Linked DNA regions of Homo sapiens: region 1 is linked to region 2. The links are chromatin loops, found by intact Hi-C in ENCODE. Cell type or tissue: MCF 10A. All regions are shown on one strand. Each heading gives the region's core, and the rest is flanking DNA. Links, peaks and the distances in the headings are about the cores only.

Region 1 (11,931 bases), core at 3,168-11,167, 270 kb after region 2:
ATGGGGTCCAGGAAGGCTTTCCTGTGGAGGTGATCATTAAACTAGACTCTACGGCTGGGCACGGTGGCTCACACCTGTAATCCCAGCACTTTGGGAGGCCAAGGCGGGCAGTTCACAAGGTCAGGAGTTTGAGACCAGCCTGGCCAACATGGCGAAACCCCGTCTCTATTAAAAATACAAAAATTAGCCAGGCGTGGTGGCGGGTCCTGTAGTCCCAGCTACTCGGGAGGCTGAAGCAGGAAAATTGCTTGAACCCGGGCAGCAGAGGTTGCAGTGCGCCGAGATCATGCCACTGCACTCTGGCCTGGCTGACAGAGCGAGACTCTGTCTCAAAAATAAATAAACAAATAAAAATTTAAAAAATAAACTAGACTCTGTGAGGAGGAGAAGTTACTGGTTGTGGCATTGAGGGAAAGCTTTCCAGCTAGATAGAGGACGATGTCCGAAAGCCCTGAAACTAAAGGAACTAAGATCACTTCCAGGCAGCAAAAGAAGGGCAGTGTGACTGGAGCCACAGAGTGAAGGGCAGGAGGGCATCAGATGAGACTGAGGAAGGGCAAGGTCTGGATGCTAAAGGAATGAAGGATTTTACCTGGAGACTGATGATCAGATCTGTTCTGAAAATACCATTCCAAGCCAGGTACGGTGGCCAATGCCTGTAATCTTACCTACTTGGGAGGCTGAGGTGGGAGGGTCACTTAAGACCAGCAGTTCAAGACCAGCCTGGGCAACATAGTGAGACTCTGTCTCAAAAAATGATGAAAAAATGTAGCCAGGTGTCGTGGCATGCACTTGTAGTCCCAGCTAGTCAGGAGACTGAGGCAGGAGGATTGCTTGAGCCCAGGAGTTCAAGGCTACAGTAAGTAAGCTTTGATCCTACTACTGCACTCCAGCCTGGGTGACAGGACGAGACCTCATCTCAAGAAAGAAAGAAAGAAAAGGAAGGAAGGAAGGAAGAAAGGAGAGAGAGAGAGAGAGAAAGAAAGAAAGAAAGAAAAGGAAGGAAGGAAGAAAGAAAAGGCCAGGTGCAGTGGCTCACAACTGTAATCCTACCACTTTGGGAGGCCCAGATGGGAGGATTAGTTGAGCCCCGGAGTTCGAGACCAGCCTGAGCAACATGGTGAAACCCTGTCTTTACAAAAGATTTAAAAATTTAGCCAGGTGTGGTGACACACACCTGTGGTCTCAGCCACTCGGGATGCTGAGGTGGGAGGATTGCTGGAGCCCAGGAAGTCAAAGCTGCAGTGAGCCGTGATTGTGCCACTGCACTTCAGCCTGGGCAGCAGAGCGAGACCCTGTCTCAAAAAAAAAAGAAAGAAAGAAAGAAAGAAAAGTAAAAAGAAAGTAGCATTCCAGTGTCATGTGGGAAATGGGCTAAGAAAGAGGCAAGAGTAGGTGCTGAATGCACAGTCAGAAGTCCCAAAGATGAGGAGCCTGGACTCCAGGAGAAGTGGCTGGGACATAGCTTTATTTAGGAGGCAAACTTAATACACCTGGGTGATGGGAGTGAAGGGAAGCAATGTCTGGGCATCTAGGAAAATAGCAGTTTTAGGGTTTGGAACCTCCCCTGGGAGGCCCAAGGCATTCTTAGTCCTCAGTGGTGGTTTCCAGAAGCAAAGTCAACATCACCATTACCAAGTCATTAAGCTATATCTCTTCCTCATGCTCATCGCTGCAATGGCTTTTCTAGAGAAACTTTCATTGGCTCTCAGCTCATCACTGTCTTTATAGAGAAACAGAATCAGACTTACTATAATATGCATGTCAAATGCTGCTAATGAGGACAATAAGATCTGATAGCTTAAACAATTATAACGGACAATATTTGCTATAGATATGTAAGGAAGGGCCTGTTACTTATTATGGAAGCACACAGTCCCAGGCCCTGTGGCAGGTGCTTTTCCATACATTAATGCAGACAATGCTGTGTACATACAGCAATACACAGGACAGTCGTATGAACAGGGTAGTATTGTTTCCTATTACAGATGTGGAAGTGAGATCCCAAGGAGGCTAAGTGACTTGCTCAAGACCTCAGAACCAGCAAGTGGCAGAGTCAGGCTTGACCCTAAATACCACCATCTTTCCACCACACTACCACACCTCATCTCCAGCTGATCTGGACCATTCTCTGTCACCTGTCCCTTCCTCTCCTTTCCCCTAGAATGCCTTCCTGGCTGACCACTCCCATCCCAGCCCACCCAGATCTCCAAGTGGCCCCTTCTCCACTTAAGGCTTCCCCTCCCAACCAAACACCAAAAGCACAAAGCCTTCACCATAACTCCTTCCTGTGAACTGTGGAGTCATTGCCCTTCTCAGAGCACCTATTCTCTGCTGTGTTACTTACCCATTTGTGTATTTACTGTATTCCCACTAATAAACTGCAGACCCCTTGAAGGCAGGGACTTTGTATGTGTATCGAACATGTTCAGCAATTTGTGGATATGAACCCATGTACAAAATTGATTCAACAGATCAACAAGTTGGTAAATGAGGCTGAACCAAATGCATATATGGAGTAAGGAACAGAATAGTTGATTATTTTTATTTAAAATGTTTCTTATAAAATAAACAGAAGACTCATCCAGTACACACTAGTATTATGTAATTCCTATGCTGTTTTCCAGGCACATATTAAAGTCATCTAGACCTGTATCCAGAAAGCATTTTAATAAATAGAGGAATGGAATTGTATTCATGAATAAGTTTGAAATGAATTTTTCAATTAAAAAATCAGTTTTAAGACGTTTAATAGACATCTCGCATAATCCGCTCTTCAAAGACATTTTATTTCTTTTATGAAACCAAACTTACCTTACTGCATCCCAAATTCAAACACTCATGCAATGTTACAGTTAGAAGGGAACTTCAAAATCATTCAGTCCAATTCTTTGATTTTTCAGTCGAAATAGATAAGTGATGTGAAATCTTAGCTGAAGTTCACAGAGCTAGATAGTGCCAGAGATAAGACTAGAACTCATTATTTCCGAAACCCAACTCTCAGAGACAGCTGGAAGCCTACCTTTATATTCATCCTTTCATTTTTCTCCAGTAGCAGAACCCCAATTCTATTAATGGGTTACAATCAACCTCTAAAAGACATTTCCTAGACTCCCTTGCAACCAGATGTGGCCATGGGACCACTTTGGCCAATGAGATGCTAAGCGTTAAGTATGTGCACTTTCAGGAAGTGTTCCTAAAAGGGAGGGAGGATGCTATTTTCCCTCCCCTTCCTTCTTCCTGTTGCCTGGAAGGAAGGCATGAAGGCTGTGGTTCCAGGAGCCATGTGGGACCACAAGAGTCAGGACCACACCTTGGGGCTGGCTACGTGGAGAGCTAGAATGAGCCTGAATCCCTGATAACCTCAGGGAGTCACCATAGCCATTCTGGACAGCCTATTTCTGGATCTTCTTTTATGTGAGAAAAAAAAAATAACTGTGTCACTTAAATCACCATTATTCTGAGTTTTCATTTACATGCAGCCAGACTTAACTAACCCATCTTGCTTCCTCCATCTCACTAAATGGCAGTTCCATTCTACCAGCTGCTCAGGCCAAAAACCTTGGAGTCAATACTAGCGACTTTCTCTTTCACACTCCACAACCATTCCACCAGCAGTGCTTGTCACCTCTTCCTTCAAAATAGATCAAATCTGTCTGCATCTCACCCTGGGCCCAGCCACCATCCTCTCTCATCTGGTTACAGCAGTGGTCTCCTAACCTTCTTTCATTCTTGCCTGCCACCCACGGTCTCCAGTCTCTTTTCCACAGAACAGTCAGACTAAATTATTTCTTAAAGGTAATTCAACACATCTTACTCCTTTGCTCAGAACTTCCCAATGGCTGTCCCTGACTCGAAGCGGGAGCAAGGTCCTTCCTGTAGCCTACCTGGCCTGAGTGAGCTTGTCCTGGCCCCCATCTTGTTCACATTACCACACTCCACCTCATCCACTGCGCCTGGCCACCCTGCCCTCTTTGCTATCCCTTGAACTTATCAGGTATATGCCTGCCTTGGGACCGTTCTGTGTTTTGGAACTCACCCCTCAGGTACCTACATATTCTCTCCCTTACCTCATTCAGGTCTCTGCCCAAACATCATTTTATCGGGGGACCTTCCTGGACCACCCTATCTGAAATGGAAAACCAGCCAGGTGCGGTGGCTCATGCCTGTAATCCCAACACTTTGGGAGGCCAAGGTGAGAGGATCACTTGGGCCCAGGAGTTTGAGACCAGCCTGGGCAACATGGTGAGACTCCATCTCTACAAAAAATTAGCTGGGTGTAGTAGCATGTGACTGTAGTCCCAGCCATTCAAGAAGCTGAAGCAGGAGGATCGCCTGAGCCCAGGAGATGGAGGCTGCAGTGAGCTATGATCATGCTGTGATCACACCACTGCACTCCAGCCTGGGCAACAGAGTGAGACCCTGTCTCAAAAAATAAAAATACAAATAAAATGGAAAGCCACTCTACTATTTACTGTCTACTTGTTCCTCAGTGCACTCACCACCACATTGCATTTGTTTATATTCATTCTCTCTCCACCCACTAGAAGGGTAAGCTCATTTGTGTTGTTGACTGTTGTGTTCCCAGCACCCAGAATAGTGTCTAGCACCCTAGGCCTAGCATACATATGAATGATTGAATGAATGAGTAAATGAATGCTAAGTCTGTGCCCTTTTAACTATGTCACTTTGCCTCTAATTGGAATCCAGGTGCATTTGCTCCATGCACAAATATTACTATTGGAGCCGCTTGCTATCCCTGTGAAAGCTTGCTAAATATTTGCTGACAACAAAGATAAGCCAGCTTCTTCTTATCAGTTAACTGAGAAGATCTAAAAGGCAATAAGGTTTTCTATTCTAATAGTCATTATATCGTTAATAACAACCACAAGACATTAAACATTTTGAAATAGGAATAATGGAGAGCAGTACACCAGACAAGTTTGTAAGACTCCAGAATCCAATGTCTTTTGTGGCAGCCCCCCAAATATAAAGCCTTTTCTTTTCCTTTTTTTTTCTTTTTTATTTTTTTTGAGACGGAGTTTCACTCTTTCACCCAGGCTGGAGTGCACTGGTCTAATCTCGGCTCACGGCAACCTCCTCCTCCCAGTTTCAAGCAATTCTCCTGCCTCAGCCTCCCAAGTAGCTGGGATTACAGGCGCCCGCCACCATGCCCAGCTAATTTTTGTATTTTTAGTAGAGACAGCGTTTCACCATGTTGGCCGGGCTGGTCTCAAACTCCTGACCTCATGATCCGCCCGCCTCAGCCTCCCAAAGTGCTGGGATTATAGGCGTGAGCCACTGTGCCTGGCCAAAGCCTTTTCTTACTATTCTCATATCACCTCCTCAGTGAGAAGAGGAGGGTCAAATTGACCACTCATTGTCCAGTGACGAACACAATTGTCTTCTCTTAACACTCTAGCTTTATGGAAAATCCTGGTGGTTAATTTTAAAATACAAATAAAAGTCCACTAAAACAGATTTATCTTTTCATTCACAAACAGTCTATATCTTTTCAAGTTAAGAGGTTTTCAGTTGGCCTTGTAAACTGAAATAATAAATCTCTTAGTAAACTCTACTCACTAAAGAGGTCTTAAGCTCAGGACATTTTTTTGAAACAACGCACTCCTAATATTTGTTTTCATCTGGAGAAGGAGCAAAGCCTGACAGAACACCCCAGGTTCCATTTTCAAAGAAGACCAAGAAGCAACACCTAGCTTCTTCAAGCAGATAGTGGCTGAATTTTGAAAAAAAAAAAAAAAAAAAAAAGTCAATCTCTAAGATTTTGCTTCAAAAATACATACTCCTCTCATACATTTTTGGCGATTGCTGCTTCAAGCTGCTAAAATAGTTCTCCTTTGGGGGAAAAAAATATAGCTCTCAAGAAACTCGAGTTTGGTTTTGAAGACATATCTCCCTGTATATGAATCTGTCTCTTCTAGCTGTGTATCCTTAGGCACATCATTTCACTTCTCCTCCCCTCAAGCTCCTCTGAAGTAACCTCACAACGACCCTGGAGGATAGATTGCTGTTAAAGATAATGCCTGTAAAATGAGGAACACAGGGTCCAGCACATAGTAAGTGCTCAATAAATAGTAGTTACTGTCACTCCATAAGCAACTAGCCACACAGAAGCCTACTCAAGTCATCAGCACTTTTCAATATACTATATGCAAATAATTCATTGTGTAGAACATTTGGAAAATATAGAGAAGTATGACTAAAAAAATAACCCACCAGTACTGTGAATAAAACCTCCCCCAAACCAAAGAGAAATGGTGTGGACAGCAGACAACTTTTCCTCTAACCACTTTGAAATAGTGACCTCTGCTGGCCAGTGGAAAACACAAGCCTTCCAATCACCTCTTCCATGATTGAGCAAGGGTTGAGTGAGCCAGGCTTGGTCCTTGTCCCTAGAACAAAAACCAGGTGTTGCATTACAAGGGACAGAAATCGTCACAAGGGTTACCACGATGTAATTGGGATGTTAACAGAATTAAAGGCCAGTCTTTCCATTTGCTCATCCGCCCAGAAGATTCTTTTTTCAAGCCCCATAGTCTCTTATTTTTAAAATGTCATAATTGCATGCAAATGTTCCAGCAGAAAAACAACGCAAGGGGCATTAAAAATCAATCTTCCATGTAAGCCTCAGATTTTCCAGCATGAAGATCCAAAAGCAAAAGTGGTGACAAATGTGAGGAAAACAGAGTGAAAAAGTCAGAACGCATCATTAAGAATGTTACAACAAAAGGAGGGAAAAAAAATCTCTGGGAGCACATGTCTGATTCAGCTGGGGTGAACAGCCAACTACAAAGAAGGCTTTAAAAACCCTGCAAACTTCTTACAGATAGGGCCCAGAAATCCAATTAGGACCTAGTCAGGAGTCTTTTCTTCAAGGAGAAGTGTGCCTGATGGAGGAGGCCGCTCAAGAGACTACTGACTGGAATATTCAGATGTAAAACACATTCCCACCTCTTAAGGTAGGAAATAAAACAGAAGTTGTAAACTGGCAGTAATAGGCTATGTAGTTTAGTTTGACATTCATTGTTTTGTTTTGAATTAATTAGTTGCCAACACTTCAAAAAGGGAGATTTTGTATCGAAATGCAATTTTTTTTTTTGACTGGGTCTCACTCTGTTGCCCAGGCTGGAATGCAGCGGTGTGAACATGGCTTACTGCAGCCTTGCCTCCCCCAACCCCACCCCACCCCACCCCACCACAGACTCAAGTGATCCTCCTGCCTCAGCCTCCTGAGTACCTGGGACTACAGGCACACGCCACCATTCCCAGCTACTTTTTGTAGTTTTTGTAGAGACAAGGTTTCGCCATGTTGCCCAGGCTGGTCTCCAACTCCTGGGCTCAAGCAGTCCTCCAGCCTCGGCCTCCCAAAGTCCTGGGATTAAAGGCATGAGCCGCCTGGCCTCGTTCTTGTAAACAAATAGGGAGCTCTAGCCACACTGGGCCAGCACTCTCCCATAGCAACAACAGCAGCTGGGGCCAAGCAGCAACAGCAGCCTTCCACACGCTCTCCAGTATGCTGTTCCCTGACCAGCTGGCCTCACTCACCTCATCAATTGTCTGGCTTTTGTGAACACTTAAGTCTAAGACCCTGGGTGTGTAACAGCTCCAAGACACTGATGATGAGGAGTTCCATTCAGTCCAAACAAATATCAACTGTGTACAAGGTACTTTAATAGGCACTAGGGATATAAAGAGAAAGACACGATCCCTAAATCCAAAGAACTCATAGACCTTTGGAAAAGAGGGCAAGCCAATTCACACTAATCATACATTATGACATGTGTATTGGAAAGGTACAAAAGTGGTAAAAACTAAAGGGATTAAATCAATTTTCTAGCTTTTTGAGACACTTACCTCACTGACATCCAGCCTTTCTTCTTTTCTAACATATGCACTTAAGGGTATAAATTTCCCTCTAAGCATGGCTTTTGCTATATCTCACAAATTTCTTTCTTTTTTGTTTGTTTTGAGACAAGGTCTCACTCTGCCTCCAGGCTGGAGTGCAGTGGTGCAATCTTGGCTCACCACAACCTCCGCCTCCCAGGTTCAAATGATTCTTCTGCCTCAGCCTCCCAAGTAGGTGAGCGTCACCACCACCCAGCACATTTTTGTATTTGTAGTAGAGATGGGATTTCACCACGTTGGCCAGGCTGGTCTTGAACTCCTGACCTCAGGTGATCCACCTGCCTTGGTCTCCCAAAGTGCTGGGATTATAAGTGTGAACCACTGCATCCGGCCTCAATACGTATTTTTATTATCACTCATTGAAAAATATTTTTTCCTAACTTCTACCTATGTGATTTCTCCTTTGACCCATAGGTGATTTAAAATGTACCTTACTTTCAAAACATATGGAATGCTCTAATTATCATTTAAAATTGATCTCTACTTCAATTGCCTTATAGACACAATTTTAAATGATGTTAATCCTTTGAGACCGAGACTTACTTTATAGACCAACATATAACCAGAATTGTAAATGTTCAAGATGAGCTTGAAAAGAATGCTTGGACTCCAGTAGTTAGGTGCAGTGCTCCTCATGTGTCCCATAGGTCAACTGTGCTGACTATGTCATTCAGATATTCTACATCCTTACTGATTTCCAAAGTCTACTTCTATCAGTTACCAAGAGGTGTGGAAAATAACTTCTTTTTTTTTTTTAAATTTAGACAGAGTCTTGGTCTGTCACCTAGGCTGGAGTGCAGTGGTGTGATCTTGGGTCACTGCAACTTCTGCCTCCCAGGTTCAAGTGATTCTTCTGCCTCAGCCTCCCGAGTAGCTGGGATTACAGGTGCACACCACCAAACCGGGCTAATTTTTGTATTTTTAGTAAAGATGGGGTTTCACCATGATGGCCAGGCTGGTCTCGAACTCCTGACCTCAAATGATCAGCCCGCCTCGGCCTCCCAAAGTGCTGGGATTACAAGCGTGAGCCACCACACCCAGCCTGTTCTGTCAGTTTTTATGTATTTTTTTTTTACCAAAGCAACATACATAAAGTACACAAATTTTGCACATGCAATTCAATGAATTTTTATATGTATACACCCCCATAACTCAAATCAATATATGGACGTTTCCAGCACCTCAGAAGTTTTCCTCATGCCCTTCCACAAAGTCAATATACTGCCTCCTTCCCCATTACCACTACTTTGACTTCTATCACCATTAAATTCCACCTGTTCTCAATATGCATATAAATGTCATCATACATTAGATATTCCTTTGTGTCTGGCTTCTTTGGCTTAGTGTCTGTGAGCTCCATTCACATTGTTACATTTAGCAGTAGTTCATTCTTTTGATTGCTAAGTAACATTGCACCGTAAAAGTATAGCACACTTTATTCTACTGTTGATGAACATTTCAATTGTCTCTCATTGGGGACTATTGTGAAAACTCCTGCTTAGAGGCATCCTAGTAAACATGACTTTTGGTGGGCATATGCACTCATTTCTCTTGGACATTTACCAATTAGCAGAACCGATAGGTCACAGGGTAGGCACATGTTTAGCTTTAGTAGATATTGCCCATTTTTTCCCTCCTTCCAGCAATTATATGAGAGTTTTAGTTGTTCTACATCCTCATCAACACCCGTTATTATCAATCCTTTTATTTTTAGCCTTTGTAATGGGTGTGTATTAGTCTGTTTTCATGTTGCTCATAAAGACAAACCCGAGACTGGGCAATTTACGAAGGAATGAGGTTTAATGGAGATCTCACAGTTCCACGTGGCTGGGGAGGCCTCACAATCATGGTAGAAGGCAAGAAGGAGCAAGTCACATCTTACGTGGATGGCGGCAGGTGAAGAGAGTTTGTACAGGCAAACTCCTGTTTTTAAAGACATCAGATGTCATGAGACTTATTCACTATCACGAGAACAGCAAAGGAAAGACCCGCCCCCATGATTCAGTTATCTCCCACTGGGTCCCTCCCACAGCCCATGGGAATTATGGGAGATACAAGATGAGATTTGGGTGGGGATACAGAGCCAAATCATATCATTCTGCCCCTGGCACCTCCCAAATCACATGTCTTCACATTTCAAAACCAGTCATGCCTTCCCAACAGACCCCCAAAGTCTTAATTCATTTCAGTATTAACTCAAAAGTCCACAGTCCAAAGTCTCATCTGAGACAAGGCAAGTCCCTTCCACCTATAAGCCTGTAAAATCAAAAGTGAGCTAGTTACTTCCAAGATACAATGGGAGTACAGGTATTAGGTATATACAGCCATGCCAAATGGGAGAAATTGGCCGAAACAAAGGCCTCATGCAAGTCCCAAATGCAGTGGGGCAGTCAAATTTTAAAGCTCCAAAATGGTCTCCTTTGACGCCATGTCTCAAACCCAGGTCACGTTGATGCAAAAGGTGGGCTCCCCCAGCCTTGGGCAGCTCCACCCCTGTGGCTTTGCAGGGTACAGCCCACCTCCTGACTGCTTTCACAGGCTGGCACTGAATGTCTGCAGCTTTTCCAGGCACATGGTGCAAGCTGTCAGTGGATCTACCATTCTGGGGTCTAGAGGATTGTGGCCCTCTTCTCACAGCTTCACTAGGCAGTGCCCCACTAGGGACTCTGTGTGGGGCCTCCAACCCCACATTTTCCTTCTGCACTTCCTGAGCAGAGGTTCTTCATGAGGGCCCAACGCCTGCAGCAACCTTCTGCCTTGGCATCCAGGTGTTTCCATACCTCCTCTGAAATCTGGGTGGAGATTCCCAAACCTTAATTCTTGACTTCTGTGCACCCACAAGCTTAACACCATGTGGAAGCTGCCAAGGTTTGGGGCTTCCACTGTCTGAAGCAACAGCTTGCATTGTACCTTGGCCCCGTTTAGTCATGGCTGGAGTAGCTGGGATGCAGGCACCAAGTCCCTAGACTGCACATAGCAGAGGGAGCCTAAGCCTGGCTCACGAAACCATTTTTTCCTTCTAAATCTCCAGGCCTGTGATGGGAGGGGCTGCCACAAAGATCTCTGACATGCCCTGGAAACATTTTCTTCATTGTCTTGGGGATTAACATTTGGCTTCTCATTATGCACATTTCTCCATCCAGCTAGAATTTCTCCTCAAAAAATGGGATTTTCTTTTCTATCACATTGTCAGGCTGCAAATTTTCCAAACTTTTATGCTCTGTGTTCCTTTTAAAACTGAATGCCTTTAACAGAACCCAAGTAACCTCTTGAATGCTTTGCTGCTTAGACATTTCTTCCACTGGCTGGGCATGGTGGCTCATACCTGTAATCCCAGCACTTTGGGAGGCCGAGGTGGGTAGAATCACCTGCGGTCAGGAGTTACAGACCAGCCAGACCCATATGGTGAAAACCTGTCTCTACTAAAATTACAAAAATTAGCCAGGCATGGTGGCGTGTGCCTGTAGTCCCAGCTACTTGGGAGGCTGAGGCAGGAAAATCACTTGAACCCAGAAGGTGAAGGCTGCAGTGAGCCGAGATCATGAGACTGCACTCCAGCCTGGGTAACACAGCAAGACTCCCTCTCGAAAAAAAAAAAAGAAGAAATTTCTTCCACCAGATACCCTAAATAATCTCTCTCAAGTTCAAAGTTTCACAAATCTCGAAGGCAGGGGCAAAATGCCACCAGTCTCTTTGCTAAAACATAAGAAGAGTCACTTTTGCTCCAGTTCCCAACAAGTTCCTCATTTCCATCTGAGACCACCTCAGCCTGGGCTATATCGTCCATATCACTATCAACATTTTGGGCAAAGCCATTCAACAAGTCTCAAGTAAGTTCCAAACTGTCCCACATTTTCCTGTCTTCTTCTGAACCCTCCAAACTGTTCTAACCCCTGCCTGTTACCCAGTTCCAAAGTCACTTCCACATTTTCAGGTATCTTTTCAGCACCTCACTCTACTGGTACCAATTTACTGTATTAATCTGTTTTCATGCTGTTGATAAAG
Region 2 (16,117 bases), core at 4,983-12,982:
AACTCAATGGTAGGAGATGGGGAAAGAAATCAACCAATAAACACAGCCTGCAGGCAGTGGCTGTAGTCACCACGTCTGTAGCTGACCAAGAAGCAGAGGACAGTCATCATGGCTTCTTTCTTCCAGCACCCACCCCATGCTCCCCTCACCCTTGGAGCCCCTTGGCTGGTGATAGTTCTCTACCTGGTAGGTGACCCAGTTCTTCAGTCCTGCCAGGCCCGAATCCCCAGTCAGCCTGCTTTGGTTGCCTGCTGCAGTTTCCCCTGGCAGTTAGAGGACATGGGAGCACCTCTCCCTGACCTCCGTGGATGCCCAGGTTCCAGGCAAAGCTCCCTTTTTCTCATCTGGCAGCAGAGCCCAGCTGCTGCATGGTGATCGAGCTTACCCAACCAAGGCACCGTGGTAACTGTTTGCCTGTCAGCTCAATAGCACGAGGAGTCTGAGTAGCCAACAGCAGCCCCACTTTCTAAGGTAACGGCATCACAACTGTGTTTCCTGGCGGAAGACTTTGAGGAGTAGGACCTCCAAACCTGCTTAGTTCAGCTTCCTCAAAACCAGAGTCCAAAATGAGGTTTCATGCACCTGTGACTTATTAAGAAAGCACTCCCAGGGGAGACCAGTCAGGGAGAAGGGGAAGGACAGGGAAGGGGAAGAACCCCAGGAAGGGCCCAAGTTCAGGCAAGCCTCAGCCCGAGCCTGAGCACATGGGAGCGCTGGCATGTATGTGTCCCCTGGGAGTTAGGTGGACATGAGGCGGGGCAGCTGGCTGTCAGCCTCTGACTCCCTCCATGGTTAAGGGCTGCCCCAGCGGTGAAGTAAATTCCCAGCCACCTCCAGCTGCCTGAGCCAGTGTGCCAGGCAGGCTCTGGGAGTCCAAGGGATGTTCTCTGAAAAAGAGCCTCACGTGTGGCTGTTAGAAACAAAAATACACCAAAACCAGGAGGCCCAAAAATGGGAAAAAAGAATCCGAGGGAAATCTGGGCAGAGCTCCAACATTATCTGTTATGTTGCAGAGATGGGAAACAAGAATTCCATAAGTGGGTTATTAAGGTACAAGAATGAGGGGGCTGTGGTGATGGGTGCATAACTCTGTGAATGTACTAAAACCCATCACATTGGCTACTTAAAAAAGGAAATTTATATGACGTGTGAATTATATCTCAATGAAGTTGTTATTAAGAAAAGAAGGACTGGGGACACTCCTGGTGGGAGACAGCACCGTGTACTGGTCCCTGGCTAAGGACGCCACCGGCCTCCAGGACAGGGCCCTGCCTCACAGTGTGCTGCCTCCCCGCTGGCTCCGCAGCAGAAGCTTCAGCAGGCCATTCCACCATCCCTCAGACTAGCTACTAGGTGCAAGCCTGTGGCCATCCTTCTCTCACTATCCATTGAGTTGCTGGGTTGGAGGCACTGCAGTGTGGCAATGGGTAAGGCATTCCATATGGCCACAGATGGCATTACTGGCAGAAGCATCCAGTAGAGAAGGCAAATCTCTGTCCAGATTCCCTGGGGATGAATTTCAGCACCCCTCCTGATGGAGACTGTTCCATGTAATCAACTTGCCATCACCGTGGTTTCCTGAGGGATGGCCAAGTGGGCAACATTGGTCTATGTGATTGGCAGCCTGGGATCTCAGCAGCAGTAGGCAAATTGGCTTTGGTGAAAAAAGTCCCTGTTGTTGCGCCTGTGAAAGGCCCCTCTCCCTATGGTTATGCACTGAATACTTATGTCTCCCTCACCAAATTCATGTGTTGAAGGCCTAACTTACAGTGCCTGTATTTGGAGATGGGGCCAAGATTACTCTAAGAAACTAATTAAGATTAAATGAGGTTATAGGAGCGGGGCCCTGATCCAATAGGATTAGGGTCCTTAAAAGAAAAGGCAGCTGGGTAGGGTGGCTCATGCCTATAATCCCAGCACTTTGGGAAGCTGAGGAGGGCAGATCACTTGAGCCCAAGAGCTAAAGACCATCCTGGGCAACATGGCAAGACCCCATCTCTACAAAAAATAAAAAATAAGAAAATTAGCCAGGCATGGTAGCATGGCTGTAGTCCCAGCTACTCAGTAGACTGAGGTGGGAGGATCTCTTGAGCCTGAGAGGTCAAGGCTGCAGTGAGCCGTGATCACACCATTGCACTCCAGCCTAGGCAACAGAGCAAGACTCTGTCTCAAAGAAGGACACTGTCTCAAAATAAAAAAGACACCAGAGTGCATTCTCTTTCTCTCTCTCTCTCTCTGTCTCCCTCTCTCTCTCTCTCCCTCCCTCCCTTCCCCATCCCACCCCCATGTGCACACACCTTGCTCACACCTTGATCTTGGACTTCCCAGCCCTCAGAACTGTGAGGAAAACATTTCTGTTGTGTAAGCCATGCAGCCTGTAGTATTTTGTTATGGAAGCCCAGGCAGACTAAGACACTGGCTTTGATGGTCACTTAGTTCATGAGCCCTTTGAGCAAGGACAGGACTAGCTGGGCAAAGGGATTAACTGATACCCACAGGATGGGTCCTCTTGTTTACCTAGTTATTGAGAGCCTCCTCTGCAGTGGTTGTCTCCTGGTGGGCATTTATGTGGGACATGAATATCTTCCCATACTGTGCCTTACAATTTTTTTTTAATTTTAAAATTTTTATATATTCTTTATTTTTGTAGAGACAGAGTCTCTACAACATATGCTATGTTGCCCAGGCTGGTCTTGAACTCCTGGCCTCAGGTGATCCTCCCACCTCGGCCTCCCAAAGTGCTGGTATGCCTGTTTTGAGAGGTCTAGCTACATACCTACCTCCTTATAACCAATTTTCCAATCTCATTTTTTCCCATTCCTTGAGCACCCGTAAATCCCTGCCCATGCATTGATGCAAATCCATACCTCAGCCTGTCTTTCCTTCCATGAAGTGAGCAATTGAAGGAACCAGTTGAAGTTCTCTGCCCACAGGAGGATCTCCTTTTGCCACTGTCTTTTGGGATAGTCCCTGAGTGGAGCTGTCATGCAGCCTCCATGCTTCTGGCTAGTGCTGGCATACCATGCACACCCATTTCTAAGCCAAGCTTCCAGAGGTTTCTCTTCTGTTAACTGGTCAAAGGGGATTTCACAAAAGACATGGCAAAGAAGCAGCAGCAGGTTTTGAAGGAACCTAGGCCAGGTGTTCATATAATTTACTTGTAACTTCTGGACCTGTTCCAGCCCAATTTTGTGCATGTGTTTCCATTAAATGCTAAGAATGCTGCATGCTGAGTGCTGCTGCTCATAGAGGGTCTCCTTTCACCAAGGCTGCTCACACCCAACTCTATGATTTGGAGGAGCAGATGAAACCTAGTGTATCAATTTTCTATTGCCATAAATTGGTACAAATGCAGTGGCTTAAAACACCTATTTACTAGCTCACAGTTTCTGTAGGTCAGAAACTGGGTAGCAGCATAACTGAGTTCTCTGCCCAGGGTCTCACCAGGCTGAAATCAATGTGTTGGCCAAAACAGCAATCTCATCTGAGGCTCAAGGTCCTCTTCCAGGTTCATACAGGTTGTTGGCAGAATTCAGTTCCTTACAATTGTAGGAATGAAGTCCTGTTTTCTTGCTGGCTGCCAGTTGGAACTCACTCTTAACTCCCGCTCTTGTCCTAGCCACGTGGCCTTCTCAACACAGGCAACTTCTTCTTCAAAGCCAGGACAATCTCCAGTCTGCTATGATAGTTTTATATAATGTAATTGTAGAACTGACTGTCCCATCATATTTAGACACAAGGGGAGGGAAGTCTATGGCCATGTACGCCAGGGGGCGGGCTCTTGGGGCCATGTTAGAATTCTGACTGCACACCTGGTTTATGACGTGCACTTGTATCATCATACAGCAGGAAACGGATAGTACATTCAAACTAAGACAATTTAAGGAGACTTAATAAAGGAACTAATAAAAAGATTTGACAGGAAATGGGGAACGAGGGGTAGCGCGGTACCTAGAGAGCGCCCTTACCATTAAGCCTGGAGGGGTGCGGGGATGGGACAGTTGGTGGACCCTGGGAAGAGAGAGTGCCGTAGAGAAGTCAGCTGTGACTCCCATCAAGGGACAGCCTACAGGAAGGGCGCTGGGAGCAGAAAGACTCTCTCTCCCCCACCCTCCAGTCTCCTGCTATGGCTCCTCAATGCTGAGCCTAACCAGAAGCCAGAGAGCCCCAAAGCCCCTTGATGCACTCCCCACAGGTCAGCCTCCTGGGGCACAGAGCAAGGGAGGAGAAGGGAGAGAAATTAGGGGCAGGGGTGGGTGCGCAACAGGAAGACATCTAGCCAGCGGCTCGGGACACAGCTGTTGGGCGTCCCATGGCCATAGAGGTCGGTCTCTACCAGGGCCAGTAGCCAGACTCAGCTGCCTTTCTAATGCGGAAGAGCAGCTGATGAGTAGAGCATCAGGGCTCCAAGGCAGAGGGCTCTGTGCTGTGACACTGGGGGCACGTCACTCCCACCTGCCACCCAACCTGCCTAAGACATTCCACGCTCCCTTGGATCTGCTGGGTCACAAGGTCTGTGTGTCAGGGCAGCTCGCACTGTAGCCAGACCTAATGCACAGCCCTTTCTTACTTGGAGCCCCTCCAAAACTGGCAGCCTCACCAGTTTCCCAGGAAGTAGGTCAGAGCCGCACTCCCAGGTGTGGTGTACGCATCCTCGGAAATCCAGAGGTCCTGCCAGCACCATGCCTCTTATCTACTGGCAGATGGTACAAGGTATAGCCATGTACCTTTCAGAGGAGAATTCCAAATTCTGTTACCTCCTGCCTGCTGGTCTCCTACTGGAAGCCAGAGAGTGCAGGAGCCCAGGAGATGCTGTCTGTGGGGGTCAGCCCCCTGCACACGGAGCAGGGTGGAGGCTGCATCTGCTTGTGACCTGCAGAGGGAGAGTAACCACCCCCACACGACACGCATCAGGTCAGTCCCCTGCCCCCAACCCACCAATGGCCTCTACTGCTCTTCAAATAACCCCCTGACCCTTGGCCTGGGCCTTGAGATTTGGAGCCATCTGGCCCCCACCAGGTTGGTACATGAGAGACACTCATCATTGGTCCAGGACACCTTCACTTGTTTGTTTGTTTGTTTTTAATAATGTGATAAGCACCCATGAATCCATTGCTCCAGACAAAAATCCAGGCCCGGACAGTATCTGACCTCCAGCCAGCGGACCCCCATTGACTCTCACCTCTCCGGCCTCAGCAGCCAGAACCCGGAATCCCTTTGCCTCCTGCACTTGCTTTGCTTGTTGGATTTCATTGCATCCATGTGTATGCCTAGATGGTCTTTTGAACAGCTGTTTTAGGATGTAGTCTTTGGGGCGAGGCTTCCTCACTGAATATGACGTTGCTCACATTCACCCATGGTGTGGTGTTGTGTGCTGCTGCCTTCTCTGCTACAGGGTACTCTGGGGGCATCCTGGGGTTCTCGTGCTCTTCCTCTGGCATGTGGGCATGCAGGTTACGCTGCGGGGAGCAGGGCTGCTGTGGATGTCACTGCCCAGGTCCTTGTTGGTCCACCTCTCCCCACACCTGCTACTCCCCTTCCTTTCTCTCACCCCCCGCATGCCAGCCACACTGGCCTTTCTCCATTCCTTTGAGCTCGTCCCCACCTTGGGCCTTTGCTCCTACCGTTTCCTCTCCCAGGAATGCTCTCCTTGCCTGGCTCGTCCTCATTCTGGTTCAGCTTGATGGCATCTTCTCAGATGCCTGCCCCAACCCACTGGGCTCTGTAGCCCTCCCCTCCAAACATCTGTCCCCTTGAGGGCAAAGTATTCCTGGGGGGCTAAGGGAGGGACTCCAGCAGATGTGGCTGGAGCACAGGGTGAGAGGGTGGGGCAAGAGATGCGCTGGAAGCGGTTGGAGAACAGATGCCGGAAGGGCCTTGAATGTCATGCCAAGCAGGTCCGAACACGCCCCAGGCTTCAAAGTGTGTTAGGATCCAAGCCCCAGAGGAGGCCTCCGGCAGCCAGAGCACTCCCCTAGGCCCTTGAGGAAGGGCAGCTACTACATGTGCTTCAATATGAGGCAAGAGGTTCTCCCCAAATATGGCCCTCAGAAAAGAGGGGGTTGCTCGTTTTGAGTCTATATAGTTTCACAGTTTTTAGGGGGCACTTGTTACTTTATTTTGAAAATCAAAGTTGTGGCTGGAGAATGCACGTTAGATTAAAACATCCTCAGCTGTTATGGATGCTCCTGAGGGCTACCTGCAAAAGTGGTGGAAGGAGGATGTGGAGAACCTTCTTACTAACAGGCACCATCCAGAGCGGTGTGACCCGGGAAAGGTGACAGTGCCTGAGGCCACTCAGCCAGGCTGCGTTCTTTGAAGCATGGGGGCTACACAGCGCAGGTTCATCCTCCTTGTTTTCAGAAGGGGAAACCAAGGCCTGGGGAGGTGAGTGACTTCCCGAGGAGCAGAGCCAGGCCTGGAATGCAGCATCTCTGCCTCCAAGCGCTTCCAGCTTTTTCAGTGTAAATGCAGGGCAACGCGAAGGGCACAAGGGACACAGACCTTTCTGCTTTCTTGGCCTTGGTGGCATAGATGATGCTGTTGTGGGGAGCATCAGCTTTGCAGCCAGGAGACCTGAGTTCTAATTCGCAGCTTCTTCCCGACCCAGCTGTGTGACCTCAGGCAAGTTACCTCCCCTTCTCTAAGCTGGCTTCTCTGCGAGTGGAATGATAGCAGTGCCCTTTCCTGGGCTGCTGTGAGGCTGCAGCCTCTGCAGAGGTGGGAGGGGGTCAGGCCCGTGAGTGTGGGAGCCAGGGGTGTGAAGGGGACACCAGGGTGGGGTAGGGGAGCTGTGTCCTCTCTCTGAAGTGGCCAATGGGGCAGCTAGGATGTGGCCCTGCTCAAGGGGGCCCAGGTGCAGCAGAGCAGGGGCAGGAGGGGCCTGGGTGGCCATTCAGCTGCACTCACAGCCCTGTGCCCAGCAGGTCCAATGGTTCTCACCATGGGAACATGTGTTTGCCACCACAGGCCTTGGATATCCTGTAAAACTCACAATTTGTTCAAAAGAATAAAGAGCATGAAAGGGGCTGCCCGGCCTTCATCCAGGGCTGGCAGTGGTGGGAACGGCCCCGAGGCTGCTTTCCATTTAAACAAGATTTGGAGGCGTCTGTTCTGTCAGAGCTCTGGGTCGGGAAGCCCTCCCCGGCACAGATCGTGTGCTCGACTCAGGCTTTGGATGGAGGACATAGGACCTCACTTCCCCATCTGTAAACAAGGGTAACGATGGGGTTATGACATGTGATAAAGGATGAATGTATGCAAAGTGCTTAGGCCTCAGTGGGAGAGCAGGTGCTGGGAAGGGTTATCGTTATTTCTATAGGAGACAGATGTGTGCAGACTGACCCCCGAGGAGCAGCACTGAGATTCAGGGAGACTGGGTCTGGGGGACATGGGAGGACCCTGATCTGCTGGAAGAGGCAGGGAAGCTTTCCTTGGTGGAAACAAGGGACAGGGTAGACAGAGGTGGGTCCCAGCAGAAAAAGTGGCATGTGTAAAGGCTCTCAGGCGGGAACAAGGTTTTCATATTTGAGGAGCTAATAGAAACTCCCCAGGGCTGAGAGGCAGGGGCCAGGTCGCACGGGATCATGCCTTAGAGGCTACCAGCCTGGGCATCAGTGAATGCTTCCCAAAAAGTGACACACGGGCTTGGTGTCAAGGAGCAAGAAGGCATTAGTATTGTACAGAAGGGTGTCCCAGGCAGAAGGAACAGCATCTTCGGAGGCCTGGAGTCCAGGGAGCGCAGGCACAGTGTATGGTGAGGCCATGCCGGGCCTGGGCCGGGCCAGCTCCCATCCCTGTCTGTTGGTCAGGAGGACGCAGTTTCACTTTGTCCCACTCGCCTCTACCTCCGGGAGACTCAGCACACCCAGTGTATGCAGCCAGCTAACAGGGATGAGATGTGCTGTCTGCTGAGCTGGCTCTGGAGACCCAGGTGCCATTTGGAGCCTGTGAGACCCCTTCTTAGGGGAGTCTCAGCCAAGAATCAGGACAGCACCCGGATCTCTGGCCTAAGTGGGTGATGTGCTGAGATGGGAAAGTAGGAGAAGGGTTTTGGGGTGCTGAGCAGGAATGTCTGTGAGAAGCTGCAGAAGGGGTGGGGGGCAGCTTCCTGGGGCTGAGCTCAGGAGGGCACCCTGCACTGGGGATGGAGAGCGGATGCTGTCCGCGCAGATGTGGTGTGCAGTCCTAAGGGGCAGGGTGCCTGCGGACAGGGACGGAAGCCTGAAAAGGAGGCAGCCGGGGGATGGAAAGAAAGCCGGGACAGGCGGGAGAGGCCTGGGTTCCGAGTAGTGGGCTGAGAGTGGCACTAAAGAGAACAAGAAGGGTATTGGAGTGATCGTGAGGTGGTAAGAGACAAGTGAGTGTCAACACATCCTTTACAAATTAGGCTATCACCAGGAGGACAGAAATAGGGAGGAAGAGACGAGGGAAGGGGTCTGTGGGGGCCAGCGGGGATCAGCAGCCTCCAAGGTTCTTTGGGTTCCAATCTTCCCTGACGACTTGGTTTATTTATGGCCAGGGGCTTGTGGGGAAGGCAAAGGAGTGGCCGCGAGGGGGCGCCAGGACCTAGCCCAAGCCCTCCTCCAAGCGGAGACTGGGACGCTCTCGTCTTTACTCAATGTGTTTCCAAGGGGATGTGAGCTGCGATGACAATTTTGAGTTTCCATGAAGCAGGGTCTCTCCTGTCCTCCATCAGAGACTTGCGGCCAGTCCTGCCAGTGCCCTCTAGGCCCCCATTTCCGTTGGTCCGTGGTGGTGCCCTCCTCACCCAGGTGGTGTGGAAGTGGAGGGGTGGATGGGAGGCACGGGCTGAGAGAGGGCCCACGGGGCCTATGCCTCCCTGCCCGGCCCCACCCATGCCCCGTGGGGCCCCGTGAGTGCTCTTGCCTGTAAGGACGCCTCCCAGCTCCGAGGATATTTATTCACCAGCCCGACCTCCACAAGCACGTGGGAAGTCACCAGGACTATGTTGGTGAGGAAACTGAGGCACAGGCCACTGCATGCTTTCACGCTCACCTGCCTGAAAATCCCCGCTGCAGGGAAGGCTGCACTCTGGGCTCTGGGGCTAGGGTGGGCTGTTTCTTCTCTATTTGCTGCGAGTACCCAGTCAGAAACCACACGGGACCAGGGTTAGGAGCTGCAGATACACAAACCAGCCCAGTAGAAGGCGGTCTCCTCACAGAAAGAGCACTGAGTCCAAATGCAGCCCTGGTGCAGGGGCTTCCAATGTTAGATGCTCTGTGGGGAGGCCAGGAATCTGCATTTGGAGTACTTGCCCCAAGTGGATCTGAAGGCAGGGTTGGGTGTGAGACAACCCTATGAGAAGCCACTCTATAGATGAAGGTAGCTTGTTAAGGGCACGAGGCTGGACTGCTGCTGCCGAGCCCCAAAGTCACATTTATCCCTTTCTTCCTTTGTTTAACAGGCATCAACCCATGGGGGGCCCTTGCTGTGCCCAGGGTGCTCAGAGAGAATTTACAACCAGTCCAGCCTCCGAGAGACTCGCAGGCTAGAGGGGAGACACTCACCTACAGCAAGCAATGAGTGCAATGTGATCATTGCACCTGGGAAGCTTGAAGGAAGAGTGCTCCGGACAGAAGGAACAGCACGGACAAAGGCCTGGAAGCAAGAGGCAAGGCTGAAAAGAGCAGGGCCAGGGAGAAGGCTGAGTGACAGGAGGAGGGCCAGGGCTCAGGTACAGAGGGGCAGAGCCCTCACCAAGGCCTTTGAACCTTAAACTGGGGCTGGGAGAGCCTGGGCGTGTCTCACACCGCTCTGCAACTGTCCTTTTACTTGAAAGTCTCCCACCATCCTGAGGACTCCCATGGCTGGTGAACTCTGTGAACCCACTCCTGGCAGGAGCCCTGGCACCCCCCGAACACCACACTCTAGTGTCAAGCTGTCCCCACTGGAATGCAGGTTGGGAAGGAGGCAATGGAGTGGGGTGGGTGGGAGCTGAGGTTGCAAAATTTGGTGGAAATGGGTGGGGATGGAGGCAGTGGGGAAGGGGAGGCGGTGGGGAAGGGGAGGCGGGGAGCTGCTGATTTGTTTTAGAGCAAGAGGCTCTGGGCTGCTTTCTAAGCTGCAGCATCAAAGGCTGCCTGGAAACATGTACAGAATAAGGTGGAATATTATGGAAATTGTCCTCCCTGCTTTGTGGCCTGGGAATTCATGATGATTGAGAAGAATTTCCCCTGGTCTCATATTTATCCCTCTCTTTGAAAGTAAAGCTTTTGGATCAAATAAATAAAAATTATGGTCATACATTTCTTCTGAACTCAGCTGACTTCACCAGCCATACTGTAAATGGATGGAACTTTTTAAAAGCTGTTCTTCCAGGGTTGGAGGGTCAAGCGGACTTGCCTCTTGAGAGTCAGCGTGGTAAGGTTCCAGTGTTCATCCTTCCTGCCATCATGCTTCTGGTCACTGGCACCAAGAGTGACCTGGCAGTGGAGGGCTCTGGCACCATCCTGACGTGGCCACGCCAGGGTCTTGTGCGAGTCCCTTAGACTTGTTGAGCCTCCGTGTCTTCTCTGCCAGGATGGATTAATTATACCTACTGATCATTCATGTTTATTTTTCCTAAAGTAATATAAACACATTGTTTCAAAAAATCTAATGGAACTATTGGCCAAGAAAGAAAACCAACAGTCCTCAAATTATCCCCATCTCAACCAGTTCCAACCCAGTTCCACTTTCCAGAGGCAGCTGCTCAAGTCCTCAAGCTGCTTCTGTCTTCCCTTTCATACCTCAGTCCAGCATGTTAAAAACGCTGTTTCCCCCGTCTCTACTAAAAATATAAAAAATAGTGAGGTGTGGTGGCGGGCGCCTGTAGTCCCAGCTACTCAGGAGGCTGAGGCAGGAGAATGGCGTGAACCCGGGAGGCAGAGCTTGCAGTGAGCCGAGATTGCGCCACTGCACTCCAGCCTGGGCAACAGAGTGAGACTCCGTCTAAAACAAACAAACAAAAAATCGCTGTTTCTCGCTCCTCCGAGAGACATTTCTATGGGCTTCCTGGGCAGGGCAGTGGGAACCTGCCTTTCTCCCGACGCTCCCACACTTCCTCTTCCCCAGCTCCTGGTAGTCAGAGCACATACGTTTTCACTAAATCGATATTCTGGATTTATGTTGTCATGATTATGTAAATATTTACTAATCCAAGTACTGTAATCTGATTAGTTTCTTTTCCTCATGCTTTTACCGTTTTCTGGAATTAATAATTGCCTGTTTTCTCACTGGCCTAGCTGTCTACGTTTCTATTGCTAATTCTTCCCCAGACCTTCTAATAGCGACGTCCAGCACCTCTCACATCACTCTCATACCCACCAATGCATCCAAGCATCTGGCTCTGCTAGCCCTGGACCAGCCCTCCACTTCCTACAACCCAGCTGTCCACTTGGACTCTGCTTGCCACTCTCCTGCACTGGGATCCTTGTTTGCAAGAGGTCTTGGCTTATTCCCTCAGTTTAGGAGAGCTTTCCTCTGATAACTTTTTGAAAAAAAATTTAGAAAATACTTCTTTTTGGCAGTGCGCGGTGGCTAATACCCATAATCCCAGTACTTTGGGAGGCCAGGCGAGTGGATCACTTGAGCTCAGCAATTTGAGACCAGCTTGGGCAGCATGGTGAAACCCTGTCTCTAAAAAAACAAAACAAAACAAAAATTGTGTGGTGGTGCACGCCTGTAGTCCCAGCTACTGGGGAGGCCAAGGTGGGAGGTTCATGAGCCTGGGAGGTGGAGGCTGCAGTGAGCCGAGATCACACCACTGCACTCCAGCCTGGGTGACAGAGTAAGACCCTGTCTCAAAAAAAAAAAAAGAAAACAATTTTTTTTTGTAGTTTTCGCACGTCTGAAAATTCCTTATTCTATGCTCACCCTTGATTAATAGTTCAGCTGGGCATAGAATCCTGGATTAAAAATTGCTTTCATTGAAAAATTTTAAGTCTTTTGCTCTACAGTTTTCTATCTCCCAGTGTTGCTTTGAGAAATGTGATGAGATACTGTTTCATATTTTTGTAAGAGGCTTTCTTTTTTTCCTCCTCCTTCTCCTTTTAGGATCCCTCCTTCATCCCTGCTCTTCAGAACTTTTCGAATGCCATGTCTTGGCACGGGCCCTTTTAATCTGTAGCACTGGGCACTCAGTGAGCCCTGTCAAGCTGGTGGCTTATATCCCTTGGTCTTCAACATTTTTCTTCTGTTGCTTCTTTGATAACGTTCTTTCCTCCATGTTCTCTTTTCCCCCTTTCCGGAACTTTTTTTTTTTTGAAATGGAGTCTTGCTCTGTCACCCAGGCTGGAGTGCAGTGGCATGATCTTGGCTCACTGCAAGCTCCATCTCCCAGGTTCAAGCGATTCTCCTACCTCAGCCTCTCAAGTAGCTAGGATTACAGGTGTCCGCCACCAAGCCTGGCTAATTTTTGTATTTTTAGTAGAGATGGGGCTTTACCATCTTGGCAAGGCTGGTCTTGAACTCCTGACCTCGTGATCCACCCACCTTGGCCTCCCAAAGTGCTGGGATTACAGGTGCGAGCCACTGCGCCCAGCCGGGAATTTTTATTGGTCAGATACCAACTTCCTGGATTGATATTCAAACCTTCTCATTAATTTTTCCCTATTTTTCATTTATGTGCTTACTCTCTTACCTTCAAACTTTCTATCAGAGCTTTAATTTTGGTTATCTTTTCTGTTTGTTGGTTTTGGTTTTTTTCTGCTGCCTGCATTATCTCTGTTTCCCCCAGCTTTTGTTTGTTTGTTTGTTCCTGGTGATCCTTGGTAGATGACTGGTATAAGAGTGAGGCACTAAAAAGCCAATGGGAAGCTCTGTGAGCCTGATTGGACGGGTGAGGCTTGTTGACTATGAGCTTCACTGGGGTGACCTAGGGGCAAGTCAGCTTCTTGGGGTGGGCTCAAAATGCCCATTTCTAGAGGCCAGTTTTTCCAGAGAAGCATCTCCACCTTCCTGTCCAAATAGCCACTTGGTGTTTCTGCATCAGAATCCCCTCTGGTCCAGTTTCTGTGAAGGATAAACCATCATCTACTGGTCTTCTGGGAGTGGGATGTGAGTGGCGGAGGGAGGACTAGCTGCTTGGTTTTCGGGGGGCCCCAGGGAGTCTAATAGCTCCTACACTGACTGTCAACCAACCCAGTCCCCTCTTTTTACTCCACCCTGTCTCCCACCTTCCTCAGGACTTGGTGCCTCTGAGTCCTGGGTGTTTCTGGGCTCTGTGGGAGACCCTGCCCATGTCTGGCAGTGCCCCTCGGCAGTCTCCAGCTGCTTCTGCCACCAGCCCAGGCTCCACTTCCTGCTGGCTCCCATCTCCCATCAGCGCCTCTCCTGTTCTGACAGCTCCTTTTATTTCTTTATCATCACCTTAATGGGGTTTAGAAGGAGATGAGATAAACACTTATGTCCAGTCTGTCTCTGCCATTTCAGTTACACTTTGCTCACATCAGGCAATCTGGGGAAGCCAAAGAAACATCATCATTATTATAACAGCTAATATTTATCCAGCACATTCTCTATTCCAAGAGCCCCGTTAAGCATGTTACAATGTATTATCTCATGGGATTCTTACTATCACACTAGGAAGGAAGTTACAGATGTGGAATGGGCTCAGAGATGGGGGTGACTTGTCCAGGGGCACCCTACGAGCCCATCCAGACCTCTCTGCAGGAGTCAGCCCCCTGGGCAGTCGTGGTACACTGACCTCTCCAGCCTCCCTCTTGCCCTCCCCCAACCCTGCTCCACTGGCCCGAACTACCCTGTGTTCTGCTCACCAGGGCTCACCCTCTCATTTCCACACTTTTGCATGGGCTGTTCCCCTGGAAAAGGAGCAAAACATGTTGGGAGAGAGCGTGCCTGTGAAACAAAAATGAGCCAGGCTCCCGGGCTGTGGCGGAAGCCCCCACTCACCTTCTATCCTCCCTGGCGTCTGTGGGAGCACCTTTCCAAGGTGGCCTCTTCCTTCAGTGGTTTTGATCTGCAGAAAAGGTTCGCTTCCGCCTGTGCCTGGAATGCACACTCTTCCTGGCCACTCCTGTTTCACTTGAGAAGGGTGGCTTTCCTCTCATTAGTGCCTCACCTGTTCGTAGTTATGTATCTCTGAGGTGACAACTGGCCAAGCAAGGGACAGGGTTGCATCCTGATGAGAACTGCAGTGCCAGTAGAGAAAATGATAGATTAGTCATCTGCTGCCACCACCAAGATAGTCACTTATTTAGACTGCTTGGATTCTATCATCATTAAGAAGGCCAGGCATGGTGGCTTACGCCTGTAATCCTAGCACTCCAGGAGATAAAGGTGGGCATATTACTTTGAGCCCAGGAGTTCAAGACCAGCTTGGGCAACATGGCGAAACCCTGTCTCTACAAAAAAATACAAAAATTAGCCAGATGGCACATGCCTGTAGTCCCAGCTACTCAGGAGGCTGAGACTGGAGAACCACTTGAGTCTAGGAGGTGGAGGTTGCAATGAGCCAAGATTGTGCCACTGCACTCCAGCCCAGGTGACAAAGCGAGACTCTGTTTCAAAAAAATAAAAATAAAAAAATTTGGGCCGGGCACGGTGGCTCACGCCTGTAATCCCATCACTTTGGGAGGCCGAGGCAGGTGGATCACCTGAGGTCAGGAGTTTGAGACCAGCCTGACCAACATGGTGAAACCCTGTCTCTACTAAAAATACAAAATTAGCATGCTTGTAGTCTTAGCTATGTGGGAGGCTGAGGCAGGAGAATTGCTTGAACCTGGGAGGTGGAGGTTGCAGTGAGCCAAGATTGCGCCATTGCACTCCAGCCTGGGCAACGAGAGTGAAACTCCATCTCCAAAAAAAAAAGAAGTTTGTAAGCAACAATTCAGCCTACAGACTCTTTTTAAAAACTAATGTGGCTGGGCACTGTGGCTCATGCCTGTAATCCCAGCACTTTGGGAGGCTGAGGCAGGCAGATTACTTGAGGTCAGGAGTTTGAAACCAGCCCACCCAACATGGTGAAACCCTGTCTCTACTAAAAATACAAAAATTAGTTGGGCATGATGGTGTGTGCCTGTAGTCCCAGCTACTCTGGAGGCTGAGGCAGGAGAATTGCTTGAACCCAGGAGGCAGAGGTTGCAGTGAGCCGAGATTGTGCCAATGCACTCCATTGTGGGCAACAGAGTGAGACTCCATCTCTAAAAATAAAAATAAAAATAAATAATAATAATGGCTTTGGCCAGGCGCGGTGGCTCATGCCTGTAATCCTACCATGTTGGGAGGCCAAGGTGGGCGGATGACTTGAGGTCAGGAGTTCAAGACCAGCCTGGGCCAACATGATGAAACCGTGTCTCTGCTAAAAATACAAAAAATTGGCCGGGTGCAGTGGTGAGCGCCTGTAATCGCAACTACTCTGGAGGCTGAGGCATGAGAATGGCTTGAACCTGGTAGGCAGAGGTTGCAATGACCCAAGATCATGCCACTGCACTCCAGCCTGGGTGACAGAGTGAGACTCTGTCTCCAAAAAGATAAAAAATAGAATAATAATAATAATGGCTTTATTGAGATATAATTTGCATGCCATAAAATTCATCCATCTAAAATATACAATTTGATGGTTTTGGCTATATTTACAGAATTATGCAACTTCATCACAACCAATTTTAGATCATTTTCATCATCCCCCCAAAAAAACCCCATGCCTATTAGCAATTACTCACCATTTCCCTCAAGCCACCATTCCTGGGCCACAAGGAATCTGCTTTCTGTCACTATAGATTTGCCTGTTCAGATTCTTCATATAAAAGGAGTCGTACAGTATGTGGCCTTTTGAGACTGGCTTTTTCCAGTGAGCATAACGTCTCCCAGGCTCATCCGTGCCGTAGCACGTGTCAGTGCTTCGTGTCTTTTCCTTACCGCATAATATTCCGTTGAGCGGATAGACCACATTTTGTTTATTCATCTGTTGATGAAGATTTGGATTGTTTCCACCTTTTGGCTATTATGAATTGTGCTACTTTAAACATTTGTATACAAGAGTTGGTGTGAACATATGTTTTAATTCCTCTTGGGTTTTTTATTCCACCTAAGAATAGAATGGCTGGGTCATATGGTAACTGTATTTAACTTTCTTTAGGAGCTGCCAAGTTAT

The links. Hi-C counts contacts between places; a loop is a spot of excess contacts. Peaks named below come from ENCODE experiments on the same cell type or tissue, not always from the same donor. Only the 100,000 strongest peaks of a DNase experiment are listed, where the experiment ranks them.
Region 1: it touches region 2 in a loop (14-fold over the local background); 92 of 110 quality-filtered maps call a loop at or near these places.

The regions. Positions count from the first base shown.
Region 1 is chr1:53,748,562-53,760,492 of GRCh38, forward strand. LOC124904179 (a long non-coding RNA gene) reads right to left here. Exons shown (of 2, transcript XR_007066094.1): 2 at 9,708-9,849. Among named protein-coding and RNA genes, the nearest start is that of GLIS1, 15 kb to the left of the region's middle. In MCF 10A, for the core only: a CTCF peak has its summit at 6,345 (motif pointing left); a DNase peak (open chromatin) is centred at 6,330.
Region 2 is chr1:53,477,085-53,493,201 of GRCh38, forward strand. No RefSeq gene overlaps it. Among named protein-coding and RNA genes, the nearest start is that of DMRTB1, 26 kb to the left of the region's middle. RefSeq lists an enhancer at 6,743-7,363. In MCF 10A, for the core only: a CTCF peak has its summit at 8,568 (motif pointing right); a DNase peak (open chromatin) is centred at 8,577.